Regions from separate parts of the Homo sapiens genome. Here all the other regions are linked to region 1. Evidence: chromatin loops called from intact Hi-C (ENCODE). Cell type or tissue: heart left ventricle. All regions are shown on one strand. Region 1 overlaps ELL (elongation factor for RNA polymerase II). Region 2 holds the start of REX1BD (required for excision 1-B domain containing). Region 3 holds the start of CRTC1 (CREB regulated transcription coactivator 1). Region 4 overlaps KXD1 (KxDL motif containing 1).

The links. Hi-C counts contacts between places; a loop is a spot of excess contacts. Peaks named below come from ENCODE experiments on the same cell type or tissue, not always from the same donor. Only the 100,000 strongest peaks of a DNase experiment are listed, where the experiment ranks them.
Region 2: it touches region 1 in a loop (2.6-fold over the local background); 53 of 110 quality-filtered maps call a loop at or near these places.
Region 3: it touches region 1 in a loop (2.4-fold over the local background); 28 of 110 quality-filtered maps call a loop at or near these places.
Region 4: it touches region 1 in a loop (2.3-fold over the local background); 72 of 110 quality-filtered maps call a loop at or near these places.

What each region holds. Positions count from the first base shown.
Region 1 is chr19:18,467,942-18,471,941 of GRCh38, reverse strand. The region is part of intron 2 of ELL (elongation factor for RNA polymerase II); the gene reads left to right. Among named protein-coding and RNA genes, the nearest start is that of ISYNA1, 32 kb to the right of the region's middle. RefSeq lists silencers at 2,221-2,270, 2,311-2,420 and an enhancer at 2,584-3,221. In heart left ventricle, CTCF peaks have their summits at 1,512 (motif pointing left) and 2,197 (motif pointing left); a DNase peak (open chromatin) is centred at 2,161.
Region 2 is chr19:18,586,872-18,590,871 of GRCh38, reverse strand. It overlaps REX1BD (required for excision 1-B domain containing), which reads right to left and starts at 2,074. Exons shown (of 5, transcript NM_001100418.2): 1 at 1,972-2,074; 2 at 1,795-1,877; 3 at 1,189-1,459; 4 at 1-18. The coding sequence starts at 2,070. RefSeq lists a silencer at 1,727-2,246. In heart left ventricle, CTCF peaks have their summits at 1,278, 1,931 and 2,139 (motif pointing left); DNase peaks (open chromatin) are centred at 793, 1,301, 1,751 and 2,121; H3K4me3 peaks cover 2,397 bases; H3K27ac peaks cover 1,803 bases.
Region 3 is chr19:18,681,696-18,685,695 of GRCh38, reverse strand. CRTC1 (CREB regulated transcription coactivator 1) reads right to left here and starts at 2,016. Exons shown (of 14, transcript NM_015321.3): 1 at 1,868-2,016. The coding sequence starts at 1,993. RefSeq lists a silencer at 2,027-2,116 and an enhancer at 2,327-2,626. In heart left ventricle, no CTCF peak of the experiment used is centred here; a DNase peak (open chromatin) is centred at 2,125; H3K4me3 peaks cover 1,750 bases; H3K27ac peaks cover 771 bases.
Region 4 is chr19:18,560,163-18,564,162 of GRCh38, reverse strand. KXD1 (KxDL motif containing 1) reads right to left here. Exons shown (of 5, transcript NM_024069.4): 2 at 2,006-2,127. The coding sequence starts at 2,106. It also overlaps a transcript of UBA52 not described here. Among named protein-coding and RNA genes, the nearest start is that of KXD1, 4.3 kb to the right of the region's middle. RefSeq lists an enhancer at 1,475-2,060. In heart left ventricle, no CTCF peak of the experiment used is centred here; a DNase peak (open chromatin) is centred at 1,880; H3K27ac peaks cover 1,426 bases.

The DNA.
Region 1 (4,000 bases):
CTAGTCGCTGGTGCCAAAAAGGTAGGGGACTGCTGCATTAGGGCACACAAGGACCTTGGACATTTGTCTGGATTTTGGTTGGGAGAGAGGTTCATAGAAACTCAGCACCCTCATTTTTTTGAAATATGTTTTCTTCTAAATGACCATCTTATAGAAAAATCAGGGAATGAGAGAAAGGGTGAGTCATCTACCTTCTTTGACCCCCTGTTTTAGGACTCTTCATCTCCCCTAACCTACCCGATATGCCTTAGAATGGTTTGATTTTTCTTCTAGCCTTTATTGCAGGTTCCCCTGCATCTAGGCTGGAGTGCAGTGGTGCAATCTTGGCTCACTGCAACTTCGGCCTCCTGGATTCAAGTAATTCTCCTGCCTAAGCCTCCCAAGTAGCTGAGATTACAGACGCCTGCCACCATGCCTGGCTAATTTTTGTACTTTTAGTAGAGATAGGGTTTCACCATGTTGGCCAGGCTGGTCTCAAACTCCTGACCTCAGGTGATCCACCTGCTGCAGCCTCCCAAAGTGCTGGGATTACAGGTGAGCCACCACGCCCAGCCTTGTTTTGTTTTTTAAGAGATGAGTCTCTCTGTTGCCGAGGCTGGAGTGCAGTGGCACAACCATAGCTTACTTCAGCTTTGAACTCTTGGGCTCAAGGGATCCTCCCACCTCAGCTTCTCAAGTAGTTGGGACTACTGGTGTACACTACCATGCTAGGCAAATTTTATTTTTATTTTTGTAAAGACGGAGTCTCATTATGTTGTCCAGGCTGGTCTTGAACTTCTAGGCTCAAATGATCTTCCCACCTTGGCCTCCCAAAGTGCTAGAATTACAGGTGTGAGCCACTGCACCCAACTTTTTTTTTTTCTTTTAGAGTTACCATGTTGTACCTAAATCAATTTCTGTCCACAGCCTGAGAGCTCTGCACAGCTGGATGTGGGGATATGGACATGATGATCCATGGGCTTCCAGGTGCAGCCCAGGGTTCTGCAGAGACATGGAGCCTCTAGGAGACGTGTGTCTGTGTGTGCTGATAAAAAGATGCATTGCAAGCAGTGGGCTCAGACGACTGTGGGCTGGGGAGTCTGTAACCCTCAGGGCTGGCTGCAGACCTCCAGTAGGAGCTGATGGAGCAGTCCTCAGGCAGAGTTTCTTCCTCCTCCTGCCAAACCCCAGCCAGTTTCCCTCTTAAGGCCTTGGGCTGATTCGATGGGACCACCCAGACCATCGAGGGTCATCTCCTTTACTTGCTTTCAGTATCTGGTTTGTGGATGGTAACCATGTCCACAGAGTACCTCCAGGGCACCCCTAGACGGGATGTCATGGAATAATGAATCTCCAGGGGCTGCAGCCTAGCCAGTTGACACAACCCCACACTTCCATCAGCCCCAGTTGGGTCTTGTGGTCACCCTTTGGCCACCTCCTTTTTACCTTCCCCAGGACATTCTCTCAGGGGTCAGAGGTTGGGGGCAGGGGCGGGCTGGCCTGGGCTTGCTGCCAGAGCAGCCCCACAGTGCCCTCTGGTGTCCTACAGCAGTCACTCTGTGCCTTCTGCTGCTGCCTGACCACCCATGCCCCTCTACCCCAACCTGAGCAGTGGGGGGGCCCCTCATCCCCAACCCCCATCTCAGCGAGCCCGTCAGATGACACACTGCAGCCTGGCCATGGCCGAAGCACACAGTGGTGTCCTTGCGTGCAGCATGCCATGTGCCTTGACCTGGAGCCTAATAACATGTGTAGCAGGGGCCCAAGTCACTGAGAGAGACCTGGGGTGGCTACACAGCTAACCTCCTTCTAGAGACAGGGTTTTGCCATGTTGGCCAGGCTGGTCTCGAACTCCTGACCTCAGGTGATCCACCCACCTCAGCCTCCCAAAGTGCTGGGATTATAGGCGGGAGCCACCGCGCCTGGCCAGCTGCTTCACTTTAGTGGGCTGTTAGCTTTGGGGCTCTTGGTCCTGGGCCATGCTGCCGGCAGCCTGCCACAGAGCCTGCACTGGGCTCATCGTTGTCGGAACGCCCCCTGGATGGTGTTCCTTCATGGATCCAGTCAGCCAGCATCGCCCAAGCTCCTGTCTGGGGTCAGGTGGGGAGTGCAGCAGGCCCCAATTTGGGATGGATTTCAAAGGGAAGAGATGAACGGACTCTGGCAGGGACTTGAGCGGTGGTGGAAGCAACGCCCCCTGGTGGCCATGGTCAGGTCAGCGGGAAGGGCAGAGCGGGCCTTTGGGCCCTGCGGAAGCGCCTAGGATGAGCCCCTGTGGCCTGGGCTCTGTGTCTGTGAGCATGGACTAGTGCTTAGGTTTATGGCAACTCCTCCCCACACCCTATAACCTGGAGCCGGGACTGACCTCAGACATACCCAGACCTGCTGTGCGTGGGCCATCTGAGGGCCCCATGGCAGCCCACTGGTACGTGGGTCACTGGGCCCATGAGCAGTCCCCAAGGAGCAACCAAGACCCCATTCAGAAGGCTGAGCAGGGGCTGCGTTTCAAACCTTGTCCCAGAACCCGGGCAAGCTCTTGGCTAGTGCGAAGAAAGTGGCCGCATTCCTGGGCTGCTCCCATCCCGCTGGCTTCCCCACGGTCCCGGGCTGGTAACCATTAACCAGCAGCAAAACAGCCCGTTAATCAGAGGGCTCCATAGCGCTTCGTGTGCTAGGGGAGGCAGGGCCTGTGAGAACCTCGGTGTCTGGCTCCGGGAAACCTTTCCTAACACTCTCCCCACCTTCTCACCCCTGCATCCTGAAGGACGCCAACCGCCATGCCCTCTGTGTGTCTTCCCCTTTTCGCCAGCAGCACGACACTCTCCCGAGCATCAGCTTTGAGGCCTGTGTCACCCCCCTTCATGCAGCCCCTACTCCCCGCCACAGCTGCACACCTGGCCCTGGGCTCTGCACCTGGCCCCTGCTTCTAGGATGGAGTTTGGGGGGCAGATGTCTACACCTGTGTGGAAAAGATCCAAGCAGGGTGAAGGGCCACTATGAAGCCCCTACCCACAGAGAAGCAAGGTTGCTGGGCAGGCTCAGGCAGGGGGGCCCTGTCAGTGCTGACTGGGTGTACAGCTGCCCCAGGCCACAGGCAGTGGCCTGGTCTCACTGCCAGCTCTCTGCTGAGTGGCATCTCCCCTGAAGCCAGGGTGACAGAATGAGTCCTGCCAACCTGGGTGGAGCTGGGGTTTTCCTGGGACAGGGCTGCACGTGAGGGTGCCCAGCCCTTAGTCACTGTGGGGCAGGAGCCACTGGCAACTTGGGCCTCAGGCCAGGACCACAGGGGGCAGTGGGGGTTAAAGAGATGACAGAGGAGGGCGGGAGAGCCACCCAGGCCAGGCTCAGGTTCCCACAGCCACTCTTTTTGGTTTCCCTGGACGTGTGGTCCCCAGCTTCCCTGGCTGGCTCATTCTGGGTCACCATGTCACCTGTGCACCTGGCCACCACAGAGCCTCTCACAAACTTGAGCTTCCCTCATCCCAGCAGCGTGTTTCCAGTTTCTTGTATGAACGAGAATAAAAGTCACATCTGGGAAGGGAGGTGCAGGCAGGGCAGGGTGGCACCTGTGTGTGTTGGGTGAAAAAACACCTCAGTGGCGTCGAAGCAGGACAGATCTGGATGGCCAGGGTCACCCACATGGCTCTGGCTGAGGCTTCAGGGCGTGTGTGGTTGTTTGTGTGTGGGAGGTTGTGTTTCTGTGTGTATGGATTGTGTTTGTGTGTGTGTGTGTGTATGGATTGTTTGTGTGTGTGGGGGTTGTGTTTGTGTGGGTTGTGGTTGTGTGTGTGGTTATGTGTGAGTTGTGTTTGTGTGGCTGTGTGGGGGTTTATGTCTGGGTTGTGTTTGTGTGGTTGTGTGTAGGGGTTTGTGTGTGGAGGGGTTTGGTGTGGAGGGGTTTGTGTGTGGCTGTGTGTGTGGGGGTTGTGCATGTGTGGGTTGTGTGTGTGGGTTGTGTTTGTGTGTGGGGGAGGTTGTGTGTGGTGCTGTCGGGGTGGTTGTATGTGTGGCGCTATGTGTT
Region 2 (4,000 bases), 120 kb before region 1:
CAACTGCAGCAGGGCCACCTGGTGGGGGAATGAGCAACACGAAGGATGTCTCCACGAGCAGAACCCACCCCCTGCCCTCCAAGGATGTTCAGGAAAAAACAGAGGCACCCAGAAAGGCAGTGCCCGGGTAGAACCACGAGGGGCAGTGCTTTGTGTAGGAAGAGTCCGAAATTCAGTTTAGAGGCTCTCTCAGAAAGGAGACAGCAGGCAGGCCAGAGGCAGTGCTGAGCGCGATGTGGGCGTGGCCTGGGAACAACAGTGACGTCTTAGCCAGGCATTGGCCGTAGGGGTGGGTTAGGTTGCGCCTCATGGTCCCAGGGACGGGGACCCAGGATAAAAGTAGGCCAAAAAGCCTGGACGCGGTGGCTCACGCCTGAAATCCCAGCACTTCGGGAAGCAGAAGAGGGCGGATCGCTTGAGACCAGGAGTTCGAGACCAGCCTTGCCCATATGGCACAACCCCGTCTCTACTAAAAAAAATACAAAATACAAAAATTATGCCTGTAATCCCAGCTACTCAGGAGGCTGAGGCAGGAGAATCGCTTGAATCTGGGAGGCGGAGGTTGCCGTTAGCCGAGATCGCGCCATTGCACTCTAGCCTGGGTGAGAGAGCAAGAGAGCAAGAGCCTGTCTTAAAAAAAAAAAAAAAAAAAAAAAACACCAGAAAGAAAAAGGCCAAAGAGACGCTGAGACGGGTCGCTCATGGGGGGCGTGGCCTAGGAATTCCAGTCACACACGGTTGCAGGGCCGAGCAGGCGGATCGCAAGAGAGAAATAGGCAAAGAACTAAAGCTGTGATGGAGGAATAATACGGAGGAGGCGTGGCCTGGGACCCCCCTCGCCTGTATCTACGGGAGGTTGAGGGTGGGACCCTAGACGCGGAACAACCAGAGTGGGTGGAGCATTGTTGGGGCGGGATCTGGGCATCTTGGAATAGCATTTAGGCGGAGCTGGGAGAAAGCGGGAGTGCTCTGGGAATAAGGACAAAACTTGGGAAAAAAATTGGGGATGAACAGCAGAGGGCAAGGTCCGAGAATCCCCAAGTGAAGCCTTAATAGAGGATTGGGGTGGGACAGGAAGGGGTGAGGTCTGTGTATGGGATACTGGGACCACCCCCCAACCAGGGGTGCGTCATGAGAGGAGCCGGCCAGGGTCCTAGAGACACGGCGGGGAAGGGGTGGTGGCCTCACCGTGCCCAGCCGCGTCTGCTCCAGCTCCTGCAGGCTGCGCACGTGGCCGGCGAGCAGCGGCTGCCTGCGAGGCCCGCCCAGCTCTGCTTCCACCGCCAGCACCTCCCGCGAGGCGGCGGCGAAGGCCTGGGTCACCCCGTGCACTGTGCTCCGGTAGCGCGCGAAGTCGTAGTCAGGGCCGCTGCGCAGGTACTGGCGGTGGCCTCTGCGGCATGTGGGGACCCTGAGGCCGCGCCCCCAGGCTCTCAGGCCCTGCACCGGCGCCAACCACCTGAAAGGCCCCCAGGAAGTGTCCCCAGACACCAGAGGGGAGGACTGGTAGGTAGGAAGGACGCTTCCTGACTCCCGCAGGGGAACGCGAGACAGGCCCACCCCTGCTCTTGGGGAGGAGAGAGAAGCCACGAAGAGTGAGTCGTCGGGTAGTGGGGACGTGCTGTGGGGCCTTTTTCGTGAAGGTGAGGACCCGGTGCCCCGAAATCCCCGCCCCATCTGACTCTGCAGCCACACAAGGACCCAGCTCCTCCTCCAGGCACGCCCGCCGAGAACACGCCCACGCCCGGAGCGGGCGGGGGACCGAACCCTGAGCCCCTCCGCGCCCCCACTCACTCCTCCAGTCGGCGGAAGCCCTGCGCGCGCTCAGCCTGCAGCTGGTGGATGCGCTGCACCAGCGTCCGGATCGGGGCGTCTTTCTGCGGGACAGGGGGCACGGCTGGGGCATGAAGCCCGCGCCCCTGGGTCTGCGCCGCCCGCCCCGCGCCCGTTCCCGCTTGGGCCTGGGCTCACCCAGGGCCACGCCGGCTCCTCGCGTCCCCGAGCTTCGGTGGCCTCCTCAGCAGCAGGCACTGCAGGGACCGTAGGCTCCGCCGCGGTCTCGGTGATCATGACTGCGCAGCCCTGGCCAGGCTCCGGAGCAGGCCCTTCCGCTGCGCCCGACGCCCCCTACAGGCCGGGAGGTCCACGGACCCCCTACCCTGCGGCCGGCCAGCCAGAAGGAAGAAAGGGGAACCAAGACCGCGGGCCGCCCAGTCAAGCCCACCCTTCTTGTTCCCGTCCAGGGCCCGCCTCCGATCGTGTTTTTCCTTGATTGTGCGGCTCTGAATACAGAACAGCTGTTAGCCTTGAGTTCGTTCCTATGCTTGTATCTCAACACCGACTTCCACTTGAAGCGGGTACTGAGCGTGGGTTTTGACGTTCAAGAGTGTTAAGTAAGCCTGGGCAACCTAGGGAGGCCCGATCTCTACAGAAAAACCAATTAGCCCGACATGGTGGCTCCCGCCTCCAGTCCCAGCTACTCGGGAGGCTGAGGTGGGAGGATTACATGAGCCCGGGAGTTGGGGGCTGCCATGAGCTATGACCATGCCACTGCACTCCAGCCGGAGCCACAGTGAGTCTGCCTCAAAAAAAGTGCAGTGGCTGGAACTCCACCAACATTAACAGAGATTCACTGGCTCTTCAGAGAATCACAGGGGTGAAGACAAGATTCAGTGACAGGGACGGTGTCAACAGCCCACCGAGTTGAATTGGGTGTCTTGTGTAATAGCCCTGAGCCTGGAGCATAGCAGGGGCCAGAACGACCTCAAAGTACAGAGGAGGCCTTGGAGCTTCCTGCTGGAGGGATACATGGGCTAGACAGAGCTTTGGAAAGCTTCCTCCTCCAGGGGCCCAGCCGGAGGAGCAGGAAGATGCTGGTAGCCTGACTTAGTGAAGAGGGACCAGCTCAGGTATGGGGTGACAGACACCAGCCTTTAAGGGGGAAGGGACTAGGCTGTTAGTGAGTTGGGAGTTTTTCTTGCCGATGGGTTCGTGGTCTCGCTAACTTTGAAGAATGAAGCTGTGGACCTTCGCGGTGTGTGTTACAGATCAAAAAGAGTCCACGGACCAGGAGAGTGAGCAGCAGGGCAGTTTATTGAACAAAGCGAAAGGAAAGCTTCCACATGCTGGAAGGGGACCCGGAAGGGTTGCCGTTGCTGGCTCCGGTGGCTAGGGCTCATATCCCTATGTTACCCCTCCCCTTTCTTTTTGTCCATTGAGAGTGGTTCTTTTTTCAATCCTCCTCTGGAGTGTTTTTTTTTTTTGTTTTTTTTTTTTTTTTTTTTTAGTGAGACAGAGTCTCGCTCTGTCGCCCAGGCTGCAGTGCAATGGCACGATCTCGGCTCACTTCAAGCTCTGCCTCCCGGGTTCACGCCATTCTCCTGCCTCAGCCTCCCCAGTAGCTGGGACCACAGGCGCCCGCCACCACACCCGGCCAATTTTTTGTATTTTTAGTAGAGGCAGGGTTTCACCGGGTTAGCCAGGATGGTCTCAATCTCCTGACCTCGTGATCCGCCCGCCTCGGCCTCCCAAAGTGCTGGGATTACAGGCGTGAGCCACCGCGCCCGGCCTGGAGTGGTTAATTCTGAATCCTTCACTCGATTGGTTAAGAACTCAAAACACTGAGTCACAGGGGTCTTCTGTGAAAGTCCCCAAACCTGCCCAGTAAATCCTGCCAACTCCACCCCTCAGTCCCCTCTCTCAACAGGAGAGCCCAACTGCTGTTGGGGTGTGGGAGGATGACCACTCTAATTGCTTCCTGCTGAATAGGGGCATAGAAGGGGTTCTGTAGCTGAGGTTTCCTCGTGAGAGGTGGTTTGGGTGTCAACGTCCGGGTATGGGCCGGCAGGCTGGTTTAGGGGTCCTTGATAATAGGTGCTGGTTGAAGTCATCTGAGGTTCCATCTGCAGTAACATTTCTAGTTTCATTGATTCTATTCAGGAAGAAACGAAAGGATGAAGGAACTGAAAAGACATGGGCCAAAGGTTACTCCTAGAATAAT
Region 3 (4,000 bases), 210 kb before region 1:
TGCTCAAGTTGCACACTTTCTTCTTATTTTCTTTTTTTGAAATGGAGTTTCACTCTTGTCACCCAGGCTGGAGTACAGTAACATGATCTCGGCTCACTGCAACCTCCACCTCCCAGGTTCAAGTGATTCTCCCACCTCAACCTCCCCAGTAGCTGGGATTACAGGTAGCTACCACCACGTCCGGCTAATTTTTATATTTTTAGTACAGACAGGGTTTCACCACGTTGGCCAGGCTGGTCTCGAACTCCTAACCTCAGGTGATCCACTGCCTCAGCCTTCCAAAGTGCTGGGATTACAGGCATGAGCCACCACACCTGGCCATTTTCTTATTTTTTTTTCATTCATTCATTCACCAGCCATCTCTTTCTCTACATCCTGAGCAAGAATGTAGCTGCTTGGAGCTGGGAGGACAGATGTGGCACACTCACCGAGCATGCCTAAAGCAGTACCTGGGTGACAGTGAGCTCCCAATCATTACCAACACAGAAATGAAGACACAAATCCTAGTCTATAAGGTCACAATCTCTCAGAGAAACAAACAACTAGTTACAAAGTAACACAGACTGAAAGTGCTACCTAAGGAATCAGAGACTGAGGTTAAGTCTACCTGAGCCAGTCACATCAGTGGCTGAATCTGGAAACCAGGGATACGAGCATCTGCAAAGCCCACCCAAACCCTCCCCAAGGCCCCAGGATGCAGGAGAGAGGTCTCACCACACTGCAAGAACAAAGTGGAGATTCAGCATCACCTTTGCAGAGTGTGCTCACCACCCTGCCCCAAGAGGAAGGTCTTGCTAGAATGCCTGACAAGAAACTGAGGCCTGAGGAACTCGGGTGCCTTGCCGTGCTCAGACACCAGCCCCAAGCCCCTGCTCCTGGCCCACAGCAACTTCCCAGGTGAGATTTGCAGGGTATCTGCTCTGCCAGACAGGAGCCTGGCAGAACCTGGCCTGCCCCTGCACACCAAATGCGCCCAGCCACCTGAGGCAGACCTGGCCCTCCACCCTGGTCCTGAGAGGGCAGGGGCTGTGGTCAGCATCCCCTGTTCCACTGGGAGGAACATCACCTGGCCCCCACCATATGGGCTACATGGAGAAGGGGCAGCTGTCTCCACTCCAAGTTCCAGGACTGAGCACAATCTGCCTTCTTGGCCCCCCTCTGGACCCCCTGGGGGACAGGATCTGACCATTCCCTCAGCTGTCCAAGAGGGAGAGATCCCTGTCCCACCTCAGCTCTGCAAGTGGGGACATCCGTTCCTCCCCCAACACCCAGGGAGTAAAGGCACAGGTAACCATGACGTAGAGACACCGGTCCCCCTCAGGTAGCAAGAATGGGAGGGCATCTGTCCCTCCCAGGTAGCAAGGATGCGGGGGCACTTGCACCCTCACCCCCAGCTACCAATGGTGCTTGCAAGCAGCACCCAGCTCATACACCTGTGTCATCCTGCCCCCCCAGGTAGCAATGATGCGGGGGCACCTGTCCCTTCCAGGTAGTAATAATGTGGGGCACCTGTCCCCCTCGGGTAACAATGATGTAGGGACACCTGTCCCCTGTCAGGTAACGACGAGGTACTAGCACCTGTTCCCTCCTAGTAGTAATGATATAGAGGCCCCTGTCTCCTCCGGGGAGCAGTGATGCAGGGCACCTGTACCCCATCAGGTATGGATTTTGTGGGGTCACCTGTCCCGCCCACGACGCCCGGGGCGTGGGGACACCTGTCCCCCTCGGGCCGTGCCAAGCCCCGCCCCCGCCGCGCGCGCCCCGCCCCCGCCGCGCCCCCCCCCACCCCGCCCCGTGCACGCGCCGGACACGCGCCCCCTCCCTCCCTCCGCCGGCCCTGAAGGGTCGGCGCGGGCAGCCCCCTTACCCGCGCGGCCCGCGTCAGGCTCAGGTCCTTCATGACCTCCTCGAAGGCCGCCGTCTCCTCCGCCTGCTTCTGATTGTGCAGCGCGATCTTCTCGCTGAATTTCCGCGGATTGTTCGAAGTCGCCATCTTCTCGCCGCCACCTCCTCCTCCTCCTCCTCCTCCTCCACCTCCTCGCCCCCCCACTCGCCCGTGCCACCGCGCAAGCGCCGGCTGGGCCCACGGGCGGCGAGCAGTGCGCAGGCGCGCCGGCGGTCGTGAGCGCGGCGCAGGCGCACAGGAGCGGCGCGCGGCGCGGGGGCGAAGGCGCATGCGCGCGCCCAGGCGCGCGCTCGGGGCCCGCGGGAAGGGCGGTGGAGCGCGAGTGGAAATTTCAACGCCGACGCAGTGATCCGCCTCCTGGCCCGCTGGACAGCGGCCTCTGGGCTGTTGGACAAGGACCGCGGATCGGCTGGGGCACTGGAGCCCCCAAGAGGGAGACGGCCTGACCCAGATCCTCCCAATTCACAAGGGTGGGGCCAGGCACCCCCCCCCGCAAGGATTGGTGGCACCCCAAGTTGAACCTGGGTTTGGACTAAGAGCTCTGAAAACAGACTAGGGCGTTGGTCACTCATGCATTCATTCATTCAAGGAATATTTACTGAGCACCTACTATGTGCCAGGCAAACTGGAGTACAGGCGTGAACAAGCAGAGGTGATCCCTGCCCTTATGGAGTGTACAGTCAGAGAGGGGGCAGACATAGCACACAAATAACCAAGAACTTTTCAGATGGAGGTAAATGTGATGCGGTAAATAAGACCAGTGGCCAGCCACAGAACATTAGGGAGGGAGGCTCCTGCAGCCACCACAGACAGGGAGGCGGAAAGTTATCTTAGCTAAGACCTGAACCCTGCAATCGGCTCTCTCAGTCCATAAACCTAGCTGTTGCCCTTAACGACTTTCTTTTTTTTTTTTTTTTTTCCCTTGAGACCGAGTTTTGCCCTTGTCGCCCAGACTGGAATGCAGTGGTGCGATCTCGGCTCACTGCAACCTCCTCCTCCCAGGTTCAAGCCATTCTCCTGCCTCAGCCTCTCCAGTAGCTAGGATTACAGGCAGGCGCCACCACGCCCAGCTAATTTTTTTATTTTCAGTAGAGACTAAAGACCATGTTGGCCAGGCTGGTCTTGAACTCCTGACAGCAGGTGATCCACCCGCCTCGCCCTCCCTAAGTGCTGGGATTACAGGCGTGAGCCACCATGTCCAGCCGACGACTACTTTTTCCCATTCCCTTGCAATGGGCATATTGCTATTCTCTGGATACCTGAGCCCAAAGAACTGGAGTTACAGAGCTTCAGCCTTCCCTCTGCATACTTCTCCAGTCCAGTCTTGTTCAAGGATCTCTATTTTGCAACAAGGTGCTAACAGAAGGGTCCAGAAATCCCATCAAGACTCAGCAGTGAAGGAAGGAGCAGAGACTCCCCCGATGGCAGAGTGGTAAGCCAGGGAAGCAGGAGGGACTCTAACCCTCCCTCCCTCAAGAGAGGGACCCCCAACCACCAATATTGAAAGTTTATATTCAGGAGGCTGCAGGGATTTCAGAGTATGGGCTGGGTGGAAGCTAGGAAGGTCAGCTGGGGGAATTGATGATGGCTCTAATGGCACAACAAGCACACATTTTATTGGACTGAGGATGGCTGGAGGGGATGCTGACATCTTCCAAACATGCTTTGATTCATGCTTTACAACAGGTAATAAAATGCTCATGTTAAATATATATATATATATATCGATTTTCATTTAGAATGCCTTGGATATTGCCACTGCCCTACTTTATCTTTGTTTTGAGACAGAGTCTCACTCTGTCGCCCAGGCTAGAGTGCAGTGGCGCAACCTTGGCTCACTGCAATCTCTGCCTCTCAGGTTCAAGCGATTCTCCTACCTCAGCCTCCCAAGTAGCTGGGATTACAGGCATGCACCATGATGCTCAGCTAATTTTTATGGGATTTTTTTTTTTTTTTTTTTTTTGAGACGGAGTCTCTGTTTCCCAGGCTGGAGTGCAGTGGCACAGACTCAGCTCACTGCAACCTCTGCCTCTGGGGTTTAAGTGATTCTCCTGCCTCAGCCTCCCAAGTAGCTGGAATTACAGGAACCCACCA
Region 4 (4,000 bases), 92 kb before region 1:
CTGCAATTCCAGCGCTTTGGGAGGTCAAGGCAGGCAGATCATGAGGTCAGGAGTTCGAGACCAGCCTTGCCAACATGGGAAAACCGCGTCTCTACCAAAAATACAAAAATTGGCTGGGCATGGTGGCGGGCGCCTGTAATCCCAGCTACTCGGGAGGCTGAGGCAGGAGAATCATTTGAACCCGGGAGGCGGACATAGCAGTGACCTGAGATTGCGCCACTGCACTCCAGCCTGGGTGACAGTGCGAAACTATGTCTCAAAAAAAAGGAGACCAGCACTTTAGGAGGTTGAGGCAGGGTGGATCACTTGAGGTCTGGCCAACATGGTGAAACCACATCTCTTCTAAAAATAAAAAAATCAGGGCCGGGCACGGTGGCTCACACCTGTAATCCCAGCACTTTGGGAGGCTGAGGCGGGCGGATCACGAAGTCAAGAGATTGAGACCATTCTGGTCAACGTGGTGAAACCCCGTCTCTACTAAAAATACAAAAATTAGCTGGCCGTGGTGGCGCACACCTGTAGTCCCAGCTACTTGGAAGGCTGAGGCAGTAGAATCGCTTGAACCCAGCAGGCAGAGGTTGCAGTGAGCTGAGATTGCGCCACTGTGCTCCAGCCTGGCGAGAGAGCGAGACTCCGTCACAAAAAAAAAATCAGCCAGGCATGGTGGTGCATGCCTATAATCCCAGCGACTCAGGAGGCTGAAGCAGGAGAATCACTTGACCCAGGAGGCAGAGGATGTAGTGAGCAGCAATTATGCTATTGCATTCCAGCCTGGGCGACAGAGTGAGACTCTGTCTCCCAAAAAAAAAAAAAAAAAAGACACAGGAGAGAGACAGGTACTATTGAGACTCGGAGCTGCTCTGGGTCTGGGAGAAAAGGTAAGGAAATCAGGTCTGTACTGTGTCGTGACAGCTGAGAAGAGCCTCTGGCTCAGAGACACAAAAACAAAGCTGCGGGAGGCTGTGCTTCCACTCCAAGACTGTATTAGCCCAGTGGTGTCCAGTCTTTTCATTTCCCTGGGCCACATTGGAAGAAGAATTGTCTTGGGCCACACATAAAATACACTAACACTAACGACAGCTGATGAGTTAAGAAAGAAAAAGAAAAAAATCACAAAAAAAATCTCGTAATGTTTTAAGAAAGTTTACGAATTTGTGTTGGCCCACATTCAAAGGGTTGGACAGGCCGAGGGTTGGACAAGCTTGGTATTAGCCTTTCTTCCCCACAGGGCAGGCCTGAATTAGGGCAAGGTTTCAGCAGCCACAGCACCAAACCCCAGTGAGGACAAGAGGCCTTTATGTCCGCTCCAAGAGACCCTGGGCACTGTGCAGACACAGCCTGGGCTCTGGGAGACTAGTCCTTCACCAGGAAGTAGGCGCACCAGCATAAAACCTGCATAAAGGCCAGGCACAGTGGCTCAGGCCTATAATCCCAGGACTTCGGGAGGCCGAGGCGGGTGGATCACTTGAGGTCAGGAGTTCGAGACCAGCCTGACCAACATGATGAAAGCCCGTCTCTACTAAAAATACAAAAATTAGCTGGGCATGGTGGCACATGCTTGTAATCCCAGCTACTCAGAGGGCTGAGGCAGGAGAAATCGCTTGAACTCGGGAGGCGGAGGTTGCAGTGAGGCAAGGTCACACCATTGCACTCTAGCCTGGGCAACAAGAGCAAAACTCTGTCTCAAAAACAAGAAACAAATAAACAAAAAAACCTGCATGTGGCCCCCTCTGGTCCTTCAACTCTCCCACCCCAGGTCTCGGGACAGGAGCCCCTGCGGCCCCCGCCAAGCCATCCGCAGCTGCAAAATCTCCCCAAAGCCCTGCTTCCTGTGCCAAGGCCTCGCCTCCAGGCCGGGAAGGAATTTACTTTGGAGCCAGCGACAGATTTGCTCATTTCCTTCATTTTATCACCAGTGTGGGCCCCGGGTAGGGGCGGGCAAGACAAGAATGTTGGCCAGCCTGTGGATTCCTTCCCACGCTCAGGTCCCCCAGCCGCCACTCACATGTTCTTCTGGGCCAGGATGATGGCGTTGACATCATCTGTGTTCACCATGCTCAGGATGCGGCCGCAGAAGACCCTCGAGGCCGAGTCCGGGAGGTCCATCTCTTTCTCCTCCTCCGCTGCCTGAAACAGGCAAGAACAGAGTGGTCTGCACTAGTCACCAGGTGAGGTGGGACCAAGAGGCCAGGCCGGGACCGCCATGTGCTGGAACCTAACCCAACCGTGGTGGTATCCTACAGTGGGGATGTGTGACTGTGGCTCAGTCATGCCACCTGAACCTCAGGTGTGCCACCCCAGGAATTTGGAGGTATTGGGCAAACTAAGAGAGGTTGTATTTGTAAACTGTACCCAAGCACATTAGAATCCCATCACCTCCCACTTCCATGAGCCCAAGGCCACAGGTACCTCTCACCTGCACAGATCTGCCAGCTTCCTCCCTCATCCCCTGCCTAACAACTGCTGTCCTCACAAGCTGAACGTGTGTGGCTGCTTCAGCAAATCATCACCACCTCCAATGTCTCCTCTCCCAAGAGGTCAATGACTCCTGTTCCCGTCACTCTTACCGCTTCTCTTACTACTTGACCTCGTTTTTTTATTTCTTTTTGATACAGAGTTTCACTCCTGTCACCCAGGCTGGAGTGCAATGGCGCGATCTTGGCTTAGCGCAACCTCCGCCTCCCAGGTTCAAGCGATTCTCCTGCCTCACCCTCCCAAGTAGCTGGGATTACAGGTGCCCGCCACCACGCCTGGCTAATTTTTGTATTTTTTAGTAGAGACGGGGTTTCACCATTTTGGCCAGGCTGGTCTCGAACTACTGACCTCAGGTGATCCACTCGCCTCAGCCTCCCAAAGTGCTGGGATTACAGGCATGAGCCACCGCGCCCAGGCTACTTTACCTTGTTTTTGTTTGTTTGTTTGTTAAGAGACAGGGTCTCGCTATGTTGCCTAGGCTGCTCTTAAATTCCTAGGCTGACACGACCCTTTTGCCTTGGCCTCCCAAAGTGCTAGGATTACAGGCCTGAGCCACTGCGCCCAGCCACCCTTTACCTTGATTTAACTGCTTCACTGGTTCACCTCTTCATGAAATTATCCTAGTTATCAGCTAACCCGTTTGCCTGTCACCGCCACAACGTCAGCTCCAAAAGAGCAGAGGTGGCCAGGTGCTGTGGCTCACGCCTGTAATCCTAGCACTCTGGGAGGGCGAGGCAGGTGGATCACGAGGTCAGGAGTTCGAGACCAGCCTGGCCAACATAGTGAAACCCCATCTCTACTAAAAATACAAAAATTAGCCAGGCATGGTGGTGGGCACCTTTAGTCCCAGCTACTCGGGAGCTTGAGGCAGGAGAATCACTTGAACCCAGGAGGCGGAGGTTGTGGTGAGCCAAGACTGTGCCACTGCACTCCAGCCTGGGCAACAGAGAGACTCCGTCTCAAAAAAAAAAAAGAAGGAGTAGAGGTGTGTCTGTCACCAGAACCCGACCCGGAGTCTGGCTCATAGCAAGGGGCTGCCAGAATGTTGTTGTGGGGAAGGGCAACAGAACTTTTCAAACTCAGCTCTGACGTGACACTTTTATTAGCAAATTAAAGCCAAGAATTGCAGGTACTCACAGCCAACCTGTGGGCCCCAGCAATCCAGATGGTTCTGAGGTTCCCAGTTTTGCTGGCACACAGATGACCGTAATGGCAGGCAGGGACTTCCCGGAGCAGCCAGGGTAGGAGGGGCTACAGCACTGACCCTCCTAGGGAGTTCAGGAAAAATCTAGGATCTTGATATAGTTTGGCTCTGAGGCCCACACATTTAATAGCCAAGAAACAGAGACGAACTTCTACTGGATCAGAAAGGGTTTCAGAGGCCGGGTGTGGTGGCTCACGTCTGTAATCCTAGCACTTTGGGAGGCCGAGGTGGGCAGACTGCTTGAGGTCAGGAGTTCAAAACCAGCCTGGCCAACATAGTGAAACTCAGTCTCTACTAAAAATACAAAAAAAATTAGCCGGG